2 separate regions of the Homo sapiens genome follow, and region 1 is linked to region 2. A link is a contact called in ENCODE Hi-C or POLR2A ChIA-PET data. All regions are on one chromosome and are shown on one strand. Each heading gives the region's core, a stretch centred on a gene start or an enhancer-like site at or near the end of the contact. The rest is flanking DNA. Distances are from core to core; before and after follow the strand shown.

Evidence for each region. Hi-C counts contacts between places; a loop is a spot of excess contacts on that map. ChIA-PET counts read pairs that join two places held with the same protein, here RNA polymerase II (POLR2A). Pooled maps may share reads with other maps.
Region 1: a map of PC-3 shows a loop between it and region 2 (2.4-fold over the local background). The contact joins two enhancer-like sites. A Hi-C loop is called at or near these places in 2 of 168 maps with a recorded cell type or tissue (HepG2 and PC-3) and 2 of 50 pooled maps. POLR2A ChIA-PET finds 5 or more read pairs at or near these places in 3 of 52 experiments (AG04449, OCI-LY7 and WTC11).

The regions. Positions count from the first base shown.
Region 1 is chr2:191,415,427-191,419,344 of GRCh38, reverse strand. It overlaps MYO1B (myosin IB), which reads right to left. Exons shown (of 31, transcript NM_001130158.3): 30 at 3,103-3,230. Among named protein-coding and RNA genes, the nearest start is that of MYO1B-AS1, 170 kb to the right of the region's middle. Within about 2 kb of position 1,409, at least 2 of the 41 ENCODE cell types and tissues checked have a DNase peak (open chromatin) inside an H3K27ac peak, as active enhancers do.
Region 2 is chr2:191,381,260-191,385,132 of GRCh38, reverse strand. MYO1B (myosin IB) reads right to left here. Exons shown (of 31, transcript NM_001130158.3): 14 at 3,567-3,671; 15 at 1,791-1,853. Among named protein-coding and RNA genes, the nearest start is that of MYO1B-AS1, 140 kb to the right of the region's middle. Within about 2 kb of position 2,157, at least 5 of the 41 ENCODE cell types and tissues checked have a DNase peak (open chromatin) inside an H3K27ac peak, as active enhancers do.

The DNA of each region.
Region 1 (3,918 bases), core at 160-2,659, 35 kb before region 2:
CGGGAGGCTGAGGCAGGAGAATGGCATGAACCCAGGAGGCGGAGCTTGCAGTGAGCCGAGATCACGCCACTGCACTCCAGCCTGGGCAACAGTGCAAGACTGAGTCTCAAAAAAAAAAAAGTATAGTATAATAAATACATAAACCAGTAACAACATCATTTATTATCAAGAGTTACATATTGTACATAATTGTATGTGCTTTTACTTGTAGACAACTGGCAGTGAAGTAGGTTTGTTTACACCAGCAGCAGCACAAACATGTGAGTAGTGCCTTGCACTATAACATTACAACACCTGTGACATCAATAGACAGAAGAATTTTTCAGCTCCATTACAATCTTAGGGGACCACCGTCATCTGTGCAATCCATTGCTGACCAAAATGTCATTATGTGGTGCATAACTGCATTACACATCTTGCAGGTTATCCTTAAAATGCAATCTAGTTACACATTGAACAGCTTAGAAGTTTAAGGACTAGAAACTATAAGGCAGCTGAATCTCTGAATGAATTCAATTCTCACTTCTATATGTACAAGTTTAAATTCCACTGAACAGGCTGGGCGCGGTGGCTCACGCCTGTAATCCCAGCACTTTCAGAGGCCCAGGGGGGCGGATCACCTGAGGTCAGGAGTTCGAGACCAGCCTGACCAACATGGAGAAACCCCATCTCTACTAAAAATACAAAATTAGCCAGGCGTGGTGGTGCATGCCTGTAATCCCAGCTACTCAAGAGGCTGAGGCAGAATAATCCCTTGAACCCGGGAGGCGGAGGTTGCGGTGAGCCAAGATCGTGCCACTGCACTCCAGCCTTGGCAACAAGAGCGAAACTCTGCCTCAAAAAAAAAAAAAAAAAAAAAAAATCCACTAAAGAGTAAACAGGACTTTGACTCTCTTTCCATAAACTGACATCCACTTATCCATAATGATTACAGAATCTAGGTTTGTTAGAGTAACTACTTCTACTTCTGGGAAGGAAAAAGCAAGGAAGGGCTTAGTCACTAAACTGCATGTGGTTTTCAACACTGGTTCTATAGAGCTAGCGAAGCCACTTAGGGCTGACACATAAAGGAACAGGCGCCCCTGCCTATGACTTTGGACATTTTCGTTTAAATTCAAAATGCTCCCTAAGGAGATTTACGATCCTTACCTACAAACTTCCTCTGCAGGCTTCCTGTGCCACCTGGGGAAGGGACCCACGGGTGCTATGTAGAGTCCTATGAACTGTTTTATTTTTATGAGACCAATCAATAATTAGGCACTGGAGAATGAAAGGCATTATAATGCTACCCAATGTTTGTTTTCTTCATGTGGCCACATTATAAATCTTCGCTCAGACAACTGTTTACTGAAAGCTTATGGCATCCAGAACATCACACGCCCTCTGTGACAGGGCAGGGCCCTTGCTGCCCAGAAGCGAACTGTCCCCCTTTCCCAGATGGCACACCTTCGAACACAAGCTGTGAGAGCTGCTGAAGGAGCTCTGTGGTTGACTATGTTTAGGATTCACGCCACACGCTATCCCCGCAAAGCTCCTCAGGAGAATCACAACAAGATTTCAGGGACTCTGAGATGTAATGTAGTGAAGAAAGATTTTAAATTTCCATCAGAGAACAATTTTTTCACAGTACATCGTTATTAGCATCCTGTACAAGCAATGTTCCTAGAATCCCGGTTTGGGAAATGCTTAAAAATAGCAGTACTTTGTGGTCTGGATGTTGGTGTGATTTCCTTTCTGTGTAAAGATGAGTTTATTCACATAGTGGGACAACTATGAGACTGCTTCGTCTGTACACTGAGGAGCTTCTGCTGTCTGGGATACATACGATCTTCCCATGGTGAGTGAGAATTAGCAGCCCCACCAAAGCCCATTCTCCCAGATTATGAAAAACTTCAACTATTATAAAGGGATTTTAAAGCTCTAATAGGCCCTAACGTGTTAAATCCTTAACTGAAACACACCAACCATTATTTTTTTCCTAATTTCTTTATGAGAAAGATCTCATTAACAAGAAAAGTTATTTAGTCCGAACAGCAATTTCCAATATAGAGTATACATGAAGCCCAACCTCCCACCCAAATCTAAACACTTCAATGAGAACTTAAGAAAAGCCCACAGCACTGCAAAATCCTAACATATCAAAGAGAGTCTGACTTACAAAGGGGCAGAAATGGGTGTAAATTTATTTTAGAAAGACTTTTAGGAAGAGTTGAAACAGAATAGACTAGAAAATTCTTAATTAGAAAAGAATATAATTTCCTGAGCAATCTAGACATGCAAAGAAGTATATAAGCAGGTAAACAATCTATTGAAAGGTAACCAATTAAGTATAATCAACACAGTAACTCAGATTTCTCCAAAACACTTACATAGATAGATACAATAAATCTGGGGATGCCCCAACCTGTATGCAAATAACTAACTTCTATATTCAGAACCCTAATGAGAAATTGAAGAAGCAAATTTCAAATTTATACCAGTCTCAGATGTCACCACATCAAAGAGGCCTCCCTGACTCTTTTTTTTTTTCTGAGACGGAGTCTCACACTGTCACCCAGGCTGGATTGCGGTGGCACGATCTCGGCTCATTGCAATCTCCGCCTCCCGGGTTCAAGAGATTCTCCTGCCTCAGCCTCTTGAGTAGCTGGGATTACATGCGCCCGCCACCACGCCCAGCTAATTTTTTTTGTATTTTAAGTAGAGACGGTTTCACCATGTTGGCCAGGCTGGTCTCGAACTCCTGACCTCGTGATTCGCCTGCCTCGGCCTCCCAAAGTGCTGGGATTACAGGCGTGAGCCACTGCGCCTGGCCTACTCTCTGACTCTTAACCCTTTTTTTCCTCCATAAACACTTGTTAGCCAAAATCTTATCAACTATTTCATCATTTTATTTGTACATACTGGTCTCTTCCACTAGGATGTCAGGTACATGAGGTTGGAGACTTGGTCAGTGTCATTCACTGCCCATTTATCATGTGGAACAACTACTAGACACATACCTGGTACTTAATAAGTAGTTGTATTAATGAATGAGATCGAGAGCTGAACTAAAACAAAAAAGCTGAAAGAGAAAAAGGGTTTTCAAACAATACATGAACGTACTCATCGGAAATCTCAATATTGAGCTTCTGTTTGGTTTGGCTGAGAGTTGTGCGATAGAGCTTGGTGGCCATTTCAATCAGGTGATCACTGCTGAAGAGAAAGTCTCCTTTACTAGCTGCTTCTGAGCCCTGCAAGGACAAACCAAGAGTCGGTCATAATTAAAGATACCTTAGAAGGTCAATATTTACAGGCTTGGCTAAAAACATACTTACAGTCTCTTTAAAACATCAGATCCTGGAATCCATTCTCCCAAGGTAAACAATAATGACAAAAGCAGTGTTTCTTCCAACTTGCTCAGAGCACTTTAGTAAGGTTACCTAATCCCCTTCTACCTAAAGTCGGTGGATGCAGCAGAAGCACCATGTGCATCACTTGGAGCTTGCTAGAAAAGCAGAATCTCAGGCCCTACCACAGCCCCAGTGAATATGAAACCACAACGCAACCTCCAGGTATGGGTTTACACATTCAGGTTTGAGGAGCATGGACCTATCCCGCAACTCTTCTGAAGGACTTGATTAAAAAACTTTTCAGTGATTTGGTTAAAACCCTAATGACAACACTTCCAACAAATATCCTAGGGCAGTGGCTCTCAGCCTTAGCTGTGCAAGGGAATCATCTGGGTTTATTCAAAAAAAAAACAAAACAAAACAAAAAAAAAAACATGATGCTTGTGCCCCCTCTGAGAAATTCTAATTTGATTTCATAGGGGTATGGCCTGGGCATCAGAATTTTTAAAGTTCCCAAGCTGTTTACATGTGTCACTGAGGTTGAGAATCACTGTCCTAGTATTTGATATGCCCCCTTTAAGTTAAGATC
Region 2 (3,873 bases), core at 908-3,407:
TGCTACTCCATGGACTGCCCCTATGGGGTCATAAGTCTTAATTCCAAAAACAATCCACTCCACTGACCATCAACCCCACCTACTTCCACCCAGGCAAAGTCCTCTGTTCCTCTCCCCTTCTGCTAACAAGGCCACGACATCCTCTGACCAGCATTTATTCATTCCACACAAAACCCTGGGGAAGCGTGGACTCTCAGGAATCAAGTGTGTTCATAACATCCCCAGAACAAACATTATTGTTTAATGATGCTGGAAGGAAACATTTCCTTTATATACCCAGGTTCCTATGTGAACATGAGCTTCTTCAATCATATAGCAAGGGGATTTTTGGCTGAGATAATCTAGTTAAATTAAGTGTATTACCACTGTTCTTTTTCTCCTCTTCTTAAAAGAGAATAATTAAATGCAAGGTTATATTTATCAAAGAAAACATACTAATCAGAAATTCTGAAAATTAAGATTCCCATAGCAAATTACCTCCTTCACAAAATGTACCAGGAAAATTTTCAGGAAATTCACTTTTCAGAGCCAAAATCAGAGATCTGAATTGCTTATGTGGAATATTAGTGTTCCCATTCAATATTGTTCAGATTTTTTGAAACACAGTTTATTTCTTATTGAAAAATAGTGATGCCTTAGAATATTGTTTAATTTAATCAGAGAAACAACTTTTAGGAATATCTTGAATACTGAGGAAAAAAAATACTGGCTAATTACATATTTCCCAAAAAGCTTTGTAAAAGATGAGTAGAAAATGATTTAATATTCATTCAGAGCATGTGACTGTATTCCTGAAACACAGCACTCATCTCACTAAACTGGTCTTGCTAAAAAGACTGCAGGATAATAAGGCTTATACACTGTTTCAAATTACTTATTCAAAGTCAGGTATTAGTAATCCTAAGCATAAATTAGTTTCCTGTTTTCCACACACAAAATCAGTCTTCCTACATTTAATTCATTTACAATAAACTACGGAATATGATCTAAAAACAAAAATCTTGGACTCAGAAAGCTTACTCGAAATTATCCAATAATTTTTCACACTTTAAGCCTTTTTGCATATGCACATACTTGGGTCATCCGAAAAATTCCAGGTCCCTGGCCACCTGCAGTCACACATGCAATGCCCTCTGCATGTATGATCTGAATCAATGCTACAGCTGCACTTAAGCCACTTCTGGGGTCCCACTTAATTCAGCTCCAGAGGTTGTCCCTTTATGTCACTTAAACTTAATATAATACCCGGTGAATAGTATGTTAAGAGGTCATTAGAGTTTTGGGAATGAAATGGATATTTTGATTTGGCAAAAAACTGGATGGCTGCTCAGAGCCTACTCTGATCAGTACTCACATGCCCAGGAGTCATGGAATAGACCTGGGCTCCAACCATACAAGAAAGGCTGGTACCTTTAAGGCCTGGTGTCTGAAGGTCATAAAAGGGTGTTGTGATATGGCCACTGGGGATCCTGGCTAAGTATCAAAACATCCAGCTGTCTATGTATGTGTTCAAGAACTGTGTATGATCTCTTAGGGCTACAATAAAATCTCTAGAACTCTGCAGTTCCTTAACATATATATATATGTGTGTGTGTGTGTGTGTGTGTGTGTGTGTGTACGTGTATATATATATATATACACATATATATGTGTGTGTGTATATATATATATATATATATATATAAAAAACAGTGAAAATACTAATGCTTAACATTGAGGCACTGAGAACATTTATAAGGGTGAATTATAGGACTAAAACATTCTTTAGAAAACTGTACCTAAGTACTCACATTTTCTATTAGGTCACAAATGATAGCATTATTGAAGTAGTCAATGTGAGTCCATTCTATATCCTAAAAGACAAAACAGAACAAAATCCAATGACACAAGATGAAGCCACGACACTACCATCCATAAAACAGACTTTGACCATCTTATCATATTTCCCTTCCTCTCTGAATTTATTTTCTTTATAGAATGGGTACTGCAAATGTCACAGGCAGTTCCCAAAACTTTCTCAATGCAGCTGCCTACCACTGACATAATCTGATTGAAGCAAACACCCTTGACCTGTTCTGAGACTGCCTTCCATTCCACTCTCCCATCTGCAGCAATTTCCCATGCACTTCACTGGCCCTGGGCCAAATATTTACTCAACAGGCCCTTGGGTCAATATTACGTTGTGTATGTTTACAATGTTTATAAGGAAATAAGTTAGAACTTGATCCCAAGAATTTAAAGCCTAGATTCTTCTGTTCTGAATCTGTAATCATAAGGAAAAAAATTAATTTTAGAGTCAATCTTGTGTTGTAGGGAAGTTAACTCTTTCAAGTGTTAAAAAAAACAGGCCAGCGCTACCACAAAGTATTTTCAACATAAGGAAAGACATGAAAATCTATCCACTGGTTCTAACACTGGCTACAAAGCCAAATCCATAAAGCCAAATGTAATCTTTCTGTGTCTACTTAACATTCTGTCCATAAATGTAAACATTTATTTGTCTTCTATTCATTACAGCAAGCTAGCAATCTTCCTATATATTCTTAGAAGTGTTTTAAACAATCTGTATAAACTGTTTTAAGTTACCCATCAAAGTTTGGGCATTCTCTTCATGATGAGAAGACAGGAAAAGAATGAATCGTGCTTTTAGAATATTTATGTTACTAAAAGGTGCCAGACAAGTATAAAACATTTCTGAAGCATAATGAGTACTCTAAAATAAAGATGAAATATTTATGATTTAGCTTTTGAGTAAATGGGTTGTTTTACTAAGCCACTGGGGATAACAATCACATTAGAAAAATCTATATGGAAAGAAAGATAAAAGAGAATTCAGTGTCCTTAATGGCTTAAAATGATACTAAGAAAATAAAGGAAAACAGGTAATATCATTACTAAAATATTAAGGCAAATAAACAAAAAAGGAAATAAAAATATAAACATAACAATTCCTTTTTATTTTTTGAAATAACTAATTTTACACTTGAAAAAAGACTGGCTATTTTAAAAAATAAAAGGGTGAAAAGCAAATATATATTTTTAAATTAATGATGAAAAGACTCTGCAAACACTACTTCTGGTTATTTTAAGATTATATTAAATGAGATAATCTATACATAGCACTTAATATAATACCTGCTATGTAGTAAGGACTCAGTAACTGTTACCTATTTTTACTATAAATTTGAATACTCAATACTTTTTGATATTGAACAAAGTCTCAAAATATTTTCAAATCTACTTACAGTGATGCTGACTTTTTTGGTATACAGTTCTCTAAGTTTTGGCAAATGTATAATGTCAAGCAACCACCACCATTATCAGTCCCCAAAATTCTCTTTGCAGCCACAACCCTCTCACAACTCCTATCTCCTGGCAATCCCTGACTCTATAGCTTCTTATAGGTAATCAGTCTCTATAGCTTTGCCTCTTCTAGAATGACAGATGGAATCATACAGTATGTAGCCTTTTGAATATGGCTTCTTGTTTAGGCTATCTTCTGAATTAGAATTTATATTACGAGTAAAAAAGGACCAACACTTTTAAAAATAGCATTTCAACATTACCTCCCGTATATACTCCTCCTGCTCTTCTTTAAGAGTAAGTTCAATGAAGATTTGTTGCAGCTTTTCGTTACAATAATTAATAATGAACTGCTCAAAGCTGTTGTCCTGTATGGAGAAAATGAAAAACAGCTTTATAAACCATGCCACTAGCTCTCTCAAAACAATGACACTCAGACATCTCAATCCATGAGAAATGCCACACATGATCTCTCAGATTTAACTGTGGCCCAGCACACGGCTCCTAGGACAGACGCTTGCCCATTGCAGGCACTCGAGGAGTGGGTCATGAGTAAGTGAATGAATGAAG